2 separate regions of the Homo sapiens genome follow, and region 2 is linked to region 1. The links are chromatin loops, found by intact Hi-C in ENCODE. Cell type or tissue: heart right ventricle. All regions are shown on one strand. Region 1 overlaps SLC1A2 (solute carrier family 1 member 2). Region 2 overlaps CD44 (CD44 molecule (IN blood group)).

Region 1 (5,000 bases):
CAGTGCCAACAATATGCCCAAGCAGGTGGAAGTGCGAATGCACGACAGTCATCTTGGCTCAGAGGAACCCAAGCACCGGCACCTGGGCCTGCGCCTGTGTGACAAGCTGGGGAAGAATCTGCTGCTCACCCTGACGGTGTTTGGTAGGTACCTGCACTACCCCACCCCCAGCCCCCTCTTCTCTGGGACTCTCCTGGCTCTGTGGGGCAGCTGGTCTCAGCAGCCAGCCCTTCCACCAGAAAGGAAGCCACGTGGTTTGCCTAGGGCCCTGTCTGCCCAGGCTTCAGTGATATAATTTTCCTCCTTACCTCCTCTAGCCATTCATTCTCCTTTGGATTCTAGTAGTTCTTAAATTTTTTGCAAATAAATATCTTGTGAGAGTGTTGGCATGTGGATTCCTATACTTATGGAGACTTTGCTTTGGGCCACCTGAAATGAGGTCCTGCAATCTACATATTAGCAAACCTAGGTGGTTCCAAAGCATTGGTCCATGGACCACATTTAGAGAACCGCCTGCATCAAGATAAGCACAAGTATTGCACAAAACCCCACTAAAATGGCTCCCAAGGTCTGAGCTTCTTCAGACACATCATTAATTTAGGTAATTTGGGCACATTAGCTAATGAGGTCAGTGTGGAAGATGTTTGCCCCAATGCCTTGATCTGCTCCAGCTCCATCTTGCAAGTCCTCTTCCTCCTCTGCTTCAGGCCTCACCCAGGCGATGGTTGTTCTCAGGCTATTGATACAATCTTGGTCTTAAGATTCCCGTGAGGGTTTATTGAAAATGGGGCAATATACAGTTTCTTGTAATGACAACCACACCATTTCCTTTCTCAATCCCTCCCTTGTTCTGCAGCTCTCACTTAGGTTTCACAGAGAAGCAGTGAACAACTTGTCCTTCCCACCCACCCACCTGCACACACCTACCTGAACCCCTCCATTCCATGGCCTTTCCTTTGAGACAGATGCCTTGGTTGCCAGTGGCCCAGGATCAGGACTGGGAGCTCGCCACAGCTAAGTTCACTTAATAAGAAACCACAGGCATGGTTAGGTTTTCCAAAGGTTACCCGCCATGTAACCACATCTAATTCATCACAGGACTTGAAGAAGTTGGAGAGTGGGATTTTTACCTGCAGAAGAAAAAAAATCAGGCTTTCAGCCACATTACTCCTTCCTCATCTGTGGAATTAACACTGTAGCCTGCATTCCTGGAACTCCATCCCTCCCTTATGGCCAGTGGTACTATGACCCAACTTGTGGTTTCTGAAAGGGTCATTCATGTTGGCCACCCATTTGCAGAGATATAAAATTTTTCTTCTGGGAACTTTGAGTCTGTAAAGTGAAAGATCCCTGCCAGCATCTCTGCCTAAATTGTTTCCTCCAAAATTATATATCTTAGAGTCCATTCTTGAGCTCCCATAAGATCAGCAATCTAAAAGCTATGTAAAAGGACATAGAAGTCAAGGACAAGCCTTGAGAGTGAGCCATGAGGAAATTATTGGAAGCCAAAGAAAATAGATGGGAAGAAAAAAATAGAATTCACACTAGCTTGGTCAATTAAATGTTCATTTTATCTTGCCTCCAGTTACAATGAGAAGACACACATTAAATGCCATGCCATGTGGCCAAGCTTGAGCTGGGCAAGGAGGCAATATCTGTCCTTGTGGGTTCTTTCTTTCTTTTTTCTTTTTCTTTCTTTCTTTCTTTCTTTTTTTTTTTTTTTTGAGATGGAGTCTCACTCCTGTTGCTCACACTGGAGTGCAATGGCACCATCTCAGCTCACTGCAACCTCTGCCTCCTGGGTTCAAGCAATTCTCCTGCCTCAGTCTCCCAAGTAGCTGGGATTACAGGTTTCCGCCACCACACCCAGCTAAATTTTTGTATTTTTAGTAGAGATGGTGTTTCACTATTTTGGCCAGGCTGGTCTCGAACTCCTGACCTCAGGTGACCCACTCGCCTCGGCCTCCCAAAGTGCTGGGATTATAGGCACAAGCCACTGTGCCCAGCCCCTTATAGTTTATTTCTATAAACAATTTCTGGCTCCAAGTAGACAAATAGCCTCAAATAAGTTGGAGTCAAGTTGCCAGTGTGCACTTTCATAAAGCCTTGAGTTCTCCTTGACTCTTTGGGTGCTGACTTTTTAAGAATAGTTGGAGGTATAGAAAGTTCTCTTGCTAGTCATCAAAATCAGCTTCACTTATCTAATGTTGTTTTTGTTACACATTGTTCATCATTTAATACTGCAGAAGCATGAGAAAGGTCAATGTTGCTGAAATAAGTGTCTAGAGTAAGTCATTTGACGAAGGCAAAAAATAAATTCATATTGTTTTCCCCTTCCTTTTAGGTGTCATCCTGGGAGCAGTGTGTGGAGGGCTTCTTCGCTTGGCATCTCCCATCCACCCTGATGTGGTTATGTTAATAGCCTTCCCAGGGGATATACTCATGAGGATGCTAAAAATGCTCATTCTCCCTCTAATCATCTCCAGCTTAATCACAGGTAAGACTACCTCACTAGTGCCTGGCTAACATGGGTCATACTCCTGCCCTGGCTTTTAATTAACTGTAGAATCTCAATTTGGTTGAGTGAATGTGATCGTCTATGTCATTTCATTTCAGAGCTTTGGTTTTCCCGTCTCTGAAATGAGGATAATCAACCCTAAAGAAATAAAAGCTTGCCATCGATTAGTCAGTCTATTTGTCTTTCTCTCCAGCAAAAAAAAGAAAAAAAAAAAAAGAAAAGAAAAGGAAACACAGCCACATGTTACAAGTGATGATACCTCTAGTGGTTTTAAATTTTTTTTTTTTTTGAGATGGAGTCTCCCTCTGTTGCCCATGCTGGAGTGCGGTGGTGCAATCTCAGCTCACTGCAACCTGTGCCTCGTGGGTTCAAGCGATTCTCCTGCCTCAGCCTCCTGAGTAGCTGGGACTACAGGCATGTGCCATCATGCCTGGCTAATTTTTGTATTTTTAGTAGAGACAGGGTTTCACCATATTGGCCAAGCTGGTCTCGAACTCCTGACCTCATGATCCACCCGCCTCAGCCTCCCAAAGTGCTGGGTTTACAGGCATGAGCCACTGCACCTGGCCTTAATTTTTAATGTCTACTTTTCTCCCCTTTCTAAATTATATTTTGTTCAGATACTGATAAAGGTAATAGATGGAAAAGGAAATTATCTACTATTTTAATTGGGAATTGAGGGAGATTGGCATTAAAAATAAATGAAATGCTAGGTATGAAAGCCCTCTGAGTTTTTCAGAACAAAGTTACTCCTAATATGTGGCATCATGTTCACTTATTTTTCACTACCACCAAGTTGGCCAATGTATGATTTGTTAACAGGTGTATATCCTGAGTCCCAGCATCAATTATCTTTGACTAAAATAATTAATTACTTTATTTGAAAGAATTTGTTCTTCCTCTGTGGGCTTATACTGGTATTTTCCTCCTTACCAAATAATATTGCTCAAACAGGGTATAAATTGATGCCCTTTGGAGACTAAACTCTGAGTTAAGGGCAGGAAGCTGAGCTTTGGTCCATATTTGGGTACCAGCCAGCTAAGTGATCTGGAGAAGTTGTTCCCCTGGACTGGCCACCTCATGAAAGAAGTGAGTGAGGCTCTGGTAACTCCAGGAGATTCAGGGGCTGAGCTGGGTTGAGGCTTCAGCTGGTTGACCAGTGACCCCAGTACCTGAAATGCTGGAACTCAGGATCAGGCACTTAGGGGCTAAGTGGGACCTTATCATTCAGCGCTAGATTGAGTGAAAGGGTGCATTTACCATCAGTGCTCCTCTATAAACCAGAGAAAATGTTCTCTGCACCTGTTAACAGGTCATACGTTGGCCAACTTGGTGGGGAAACCTAGCTCCCGTCGGCTAGAATTAGACTAGGTTGTAAAGAGAAGTAGGTCACACGTAGGTCAGCTTAATTTAGAGCAGCTCACATCACTAACTTCTTCCCCCATAGCAAAAAGGACTAACACCCAAAAAGGGGTTCAATCTCTCTTTCTGGTAAAAGCAGGAACTGAAACCAGGAAGTGAACACATTCAAGAAACAACTGGAAAAAAACCCAGTGGGGCTGGAGTTTTTGTGAATTTGCTTGGAATTTCCTCTAACCTCCCTAGGTATAGATGAAGTGCCCACCATTGGCAGGGTGCTTCACGGGGTGTTCCCTAATCCCTGCATGAGGCTGGGAATGTGGATCTTCATGCTTCACCTCAGAGAAATGAGAGGACTGGGCAAAATCGTTATTCTCAGACTCTCCATGTCAGTTACCAGTAATATATTCAAAAGACATTTTGAGTGTGGCACAGAACTACTAGCTTTTTAGTCTTCCAAGTGAGGACATTAAAACATAAATAAATAAACAAGTTAAAAACTAGCATGTACCAGCAGCATCGCTTCATAAAACAAAGGAGATGTTAAGACCAAAAAAAATAAAAAGTGGAAAGGAATAATCTCAGAATTAAAAATGGGATGTCTTCAACTTTATTTTAACTCATTATTGCAGACTGACAAAAAATTTGTTACAGACCATTTGTAAACTCTAAACAGGAGGATCTCCAACTCTCCCAGTTCTGTAAAATCTTGAAAATCTCCCTGGATAATAGAATGATAAACTATGGGATTGATCAAATATTCAATACAGTCGGCCCTGCATATCTGTGAGTCCCACATGTGCAGATTGAAAATATTTGAGAAAAAAAACTAATAAAAAATACAAAATAATGCAAGTTAAAAATATAGTATAACAGTTATGTACATAGCATTTACATTGTATTAGGTATTGTAAATAATTTAGAGGTGGTTTAAAGTAGACAGGAGGATGTGCATAGGTTATATACAAATACTACACCATTTTACAGAAGAAACTTGGGCACTCTCAGATTTTGGTATCTGTTGGGAGTCCCAGAACCAACCCTCTCATGGATATTGAGGGAAGACTACAGTAGGAGATTTAATCAACCATTAACACATTTGAGTAATATGAAGCTAACGTCA
Region 2 (5,000 bases), 120 kb after region 1:
TCCTACACTTTACAGTTGAGATTTTAAGTGTCCAAAGAAGGGTTCAGGGCCTACACTTTGATGAGAGAAATCTGCATTTCCTTCTCTTATTACTGGCTGTGAGAATCAGATCAGCAGAAAGGAGAAGCCTGCACTTTCCGGCAGACTTCTTTCTAAAGGACATTTTCTCATTGAATCACACAGTCAATTCATTCATTTGTAGTTTTTCATAATTTCATTCATTCATTCAAAACTATTGATTCATAGTTTTTCCTTCCTCTGATGGAAAAATCATTCTGATTCTATATACACATTGCCAAAAGGAAAACATACAGGACATTTAAGAATATCAATCATATCCCCAGATCCACAGGCCTTTCTGATATATGAAGTGGTACAAGACCCTATTCTCACTAAGAATGATGAAGGAGATTTGACGTGATAATGGACGTCCTCTCCCCTAACACTAAAAGGTCTGACATCCAGGAGAGCTGATAAGCAAAAGACAAAGCAGTTTACCTGTCGTTGCTGTTGTTGTGAGATCCTGAGTCTTAGGCTGTGAATTACCAAACCAGGACCATATCTAGTTATTTTGCTCCTGAGCTGTTGCGTGGCTGTTTGAGTGCACAGTTGAAGTAACTGGATCAATTATGAAAGTATCACTTAGTGATATTCCCTCTACAAATCTTTACTTTCAGTTCTGCCTATATATGATGTCTGTATCTATTATTGAATGATAATTAGAAAAGAAAATCTAGGCCTGGTTTTATCTTTCCAGACTCCTAATGTCTCCCACAATCTTAGGACAACATCAGAAATGCAAATTCCTCATGGGTATAAATTTCATGCTACTCATTCTTCAAACTGAATCCCCTGAATTCATGATCAAAGCAAAATCAAGCAGCAATTTAATAACCTGTGAAGGAAAGAGATTTTCTATTTACTTGATTGGGCGACTGAGCCATGAGCTGGAGGTTTTCGAAGCAGCATTTCAAACGACTGCTTTCATGCATTTATCTTTGGATTATCTTTGGGTTGCTAGTGTGTATTTTTCACATCTGTCTAGCATTGTACCCAGGTAGTTTGTGATGACAACTGGCATTTCAAAGCTCCGCCCACACGCATCAGCCTCAGGTCAAACTTCATACTTGAGCAGGAACTTTGCAAAGAAAATGTGTTCAAAGTGTCGAAATCAGATAAAACTTCCTCAGGTATCCATCTATCATTTCTGTCACTTTTTATTCTAATTCAATATGTGTTTCTACCAAAAACTAGAGTTGCCAAAGTTAGAGAAATTCCAGACTTTTCTCAAATTAGAGAAAATATCATCAGTAACATTTTGCAATTTAAAATCTCTCATTCGACTCTCAAGTTTGACTTGAGTCCAGCATGTTTTCTTATTGAAATGGAATGGCAAAAACCATCAGGATAAATATCTAATTTAAGCCAGCTGAGATTTTAAAAAGCCACTTTAAATTATATATCCCTTTGAAAATCTACGTTATGTCCTCCTTCCTCAAAAAAGTGATGCTACATATACACACTCAAAATTTTGCATATTATTTCAGATAGTTCTAGAATGCCTTATGGTCTACCATTGAACCTACTGAAGGTCCATGAACCCTAGGTTAAAAACTTTGACTCTATCTATATAAAATGCCAACAGCTGGCACAGTATGTTCTGTCCTCTAAATCAAGCTTGTCCAACCCGTAGCCTGTGGGCCACCTGTGATGCAGGATGGCTTTGAATGTGGCCCAACAAAAATTCATAAACTTTCTTAAAACATTATAAGCTTTTTTTGTTGTTGTTATCCCATCAGCTATGGCTAGTGTTAGTGTATTTTATGTGTGGCCCAGGACAATTCTTCTTCCAATGTGGCCCAGGGAAGCCAAAAGACTGGACACCCCTGCTGCAAAGGACACATTAGTTCAGAACAGAGAGTAGAGAAATAGGAGCCAATTTTACCCATGAAGCCTCCAGACAAACCTGAGCATCCCCGGGAAAATCCACAGACACCACATTCTCACCTCAGAAACTTTATTAAAGATGCATAATTCCCACCACCCTCACCCAATAGTACAACAGGAAAAAATAGTACCAGAGGAAACAAACCTACAAGAACAAGATAGAAATAGGCGTTATTTTTGTCTTCCTGAAAGGAGTGGTATGAGGGGGAAAAATGGAAAAAGCTACTGCCTAGCCAGCAGAATTTCTAATTTTCCCCACCCAAATAGGCCATACCAGATCTGAAAAAAAAAAAAAAAAAAAAGAAAGAATTCCTTTGACACCCAGAAGACAAGGAAATACAGTGTTCCAAGGCAGGAGTCTGCTTCCTGAATTAGTTTAGGTTTCTTGATCCCAGAGAGTTCCAGGTCACCAATAGGAAGAGGCTGATGACACTCAAGATAAACAGCCTGCTGGAAGCCTAAAGCTACCCAGATGGTTATTCTTACTAGCTGTCCCTATTGCCACCCACTACAGGCCCTTCAGGAAGGAATGAGCCAGCCGAGCCAAAGACCGCTTCTTCTGTGCTCTCAGCCAGCACTCCTCTTGACCCCTGCCCTCCTGCAATGCATGAGGGAGGCTTTGCAATCACTCCCTGTCACTCTGTCCCAGCTCTCAGTCCAACAGTGATAAGGTTTTGCAAATCTCCTCACTGGACTTTAGAAATACGATTCTACTCAGGAACCTAACAGTGCTGACTTTTCCTGGCATGCCATTATGCTACGTTCAAGTTTCCACCAGGTTGTTTGCCTTGGTATGTTTCTTTGCATGAAGTGATCCACTTGGAGCTGCTACTGGTCCCATTGGGTCCTATAGTACTTCAGTGACTCTCAGGTTAGCCCTGGACTCATTTGGTAGACTCATTAGTCTCTTTCTTTTTTAGCTGCTGAAGGAAACTTAACTAATTTATCTGGGAGGAGAAAGGCACAATTCATTTCTCAGCTCAAATCCTGAACTATGTTTTAGTTAAATCTCATAAACACTCCTTTTCCCTGATTTCTAAACCAATAATATGTAGTCTCCATGAAGGTAAGTCCAACTCTGAATTCCTAGCATCCTAGAGCAGTGTCTGGCATACAGAAGACCTCAGATATTGATTGAATGAATAAATATCTCAGTAATCCTTGCCTCTCTTCAATATTACTTCCTAACTATGTTTATCCTTCGATCCCAAGCATTCTAATAGGCCTGGTACGTAGTAGGTTCTCAAAATACGTTTGCTGACTAACTTAGGAAGGGAAGATACAGTTCTTAAGAGATATTCTATAGGGGTTAATGAAATGTGTGTTTTTAAAACACACATGAAATACTATTTTATATAGGCTATTAGTGGTTTGAATGTTAACTACATATAGTCCCAAGTTATGTTTTATCAGGATTTTCTTCTTTGGTGGGAAGTGGTACTTTAGGGTAGACCTATTCTCCTTCCTGCTGAGACCACTAATTATTGTGTTCGCTAACATCCGACAAAATTGCCTACCATAATGATAAGCACCTTCGACATGGTTACTTTAAAAAGACAGGGAACCCAAGAAGCAGTGAGTAGCTAGCAGCACGGCCCGCTTGGTTTGCAGAAGCCTCTCTCAAGAAGGGTTGCCCACGGGACTACCAACAATAAGCCGATGCAAACTCAAGAGGGCCAATAACCCAAGAAAGTATGGGCAGCTTGAAAACTCTGCTTTTTAAAAAGCTTCAAAGAATGTGCAGGGAGTGATGGGAACCCCAAGCCTATTTGTATCATGCCCTCAGCCAGAGACTGACAGAAATTTAAAACACTATTGCGCAAGTGACCTTAAATGAAATCACAGTACTGTGGGGGTTTCCCTGGCTTCTGGGTGACAAGGAATAGAGAAGGGCCCTGTCTTGAGTATTCACAAGCCAGCGCATTTCTGCCACACTCTTTGGAGGCCCAAGTTTCACCCCTCAGGAGCTATAGCCAGGAAAAGAGAACATCCACACCATACTAGGAAAACCGCTCCAGAGGCAGATGCCCTATTTGAGTTTGATTAATCCTCCACAGGAGGAACATGGCCCATCTGGGAGCCCATTTCAAAACAAACCATAGAAGAAAAGCAAAGAGGGAAACAGGAGACAAGAGAGATGTAAACACTTTCCAGTGGAGCTGAAGCGCGAGGGGCAAACTCCAAAGGAATGGAACGCAATGTTTACATACTTCCACTCTTGCAACCCTAAGTAATGAATTACCCCCACACACCAAGTAAGTATTGAGAACATTCCCCAACAGGCTGGATTATAGAGCTCTTAAGCTGATTTAATTTCACCAGAAAACTCTTCCAGATATGCTTCCTTGGACTAAAAACAAAGGAATTGTTGAGTAAATTATCGTTGGTGAAAATCACTGAATATTACACTATCAATAGTATGAATGTAAATCAAGTTAAAACATAAAAAGCCACAGTTGACCCACGTATGCCTACTGTTCCATTATTGGAAAGCTAAGCATGTGGGAGTTATTTATATCCTACTGCTCATTGTCATCACCAAGGTCTGATTGCAAAAATTCAAAAAATTGCAACCTCAGGCATAAGTGGGTTTTTTAAAAGGTGCTAGTGGAGTGGTATGCAAACTCTATGATCCCAACTTTATGAAAACAATCTTATCCATAGGTGGATAAGAACAAGAAGGAAACATGAAAAAATGAAAACAGTTTTCATATCAGGCTTGAATTGTTACTGTATACCTGGGGATAAGAGAATAAGGAGGGCTCTCCCCAAAATAAAACTTCCAATATGGCACTTCTTATGCTAAGGTAAGAAAAACAGTTATAGATGAGGAAAAAAGGTAGGCAGTAGTAGTCAATGCAGGCAGTTTACTGACAACCACAAGAGCCCACCTCCCTGAATGGCATCACCAGCTTCCAGCTGTCTAGAGACGAGAAAATCAGCACGTGAGTGTGCAATGCTCAGGAAGGTCAGAGACATTTTGCCAGGGAATTGCTATTGGGAAGCACAGTGATTTATTCTCCTTACTGGTAGCAGGGATTCTGTCTGTGCTG

Evidence for each region. Hi-C counts contacts between places; a loop is a spot of excess contacts. Peaks named below come from ENCODE experiments on the same cell type or tissue, not always from the same donor. Only the 100,000 strongest peaks of a DNase experiment are listed, where the experiment ranks them.
Region 2: a loop joins it to region 1, with 2.3 times the contacts of the local background. A loop is called at or near these places in 3 of 110 quality-filtered maps.

What each region holds. Positions count from the first base shown.
Region 1 is chr11:35,312,520-35,317,519 of GRCh38, reverse strand. It overlaps SLC1A2 (solute carrier family 1 member 2), which reads left to right. Exons shown (of 11, transcript NM_004171.4): 2 at 4-143; 3 at 2,345-2,497. Among named protein-coding and RNA genes, the nearest start is that of SLC1A2-AS1, 33 kb to the right of the region's middle. In heart right ventricle, no CTCF peak of the experiment used is centred here; no DNase peak of the experiment used is centred here.
Region 2 is chr11:35,190,040-35,195,039 of GRCh38, reverse strand. CD44 (CD44 molecule (IN blood group)) reads right to left here. Exons shown (of 18, transcript NM_000610.4): 5 at 4,975-5,000. Among named protein-coding and RNA genes, the nearest start is that of CD44-AS1, 22 kb to the left of the region's middle. In heart right ventricle, no CTCF peak of the experiment used is centred here; a DNase peak (open chromatin) is centred at 2,500; H3K27ac peaks cover 2,832 bases.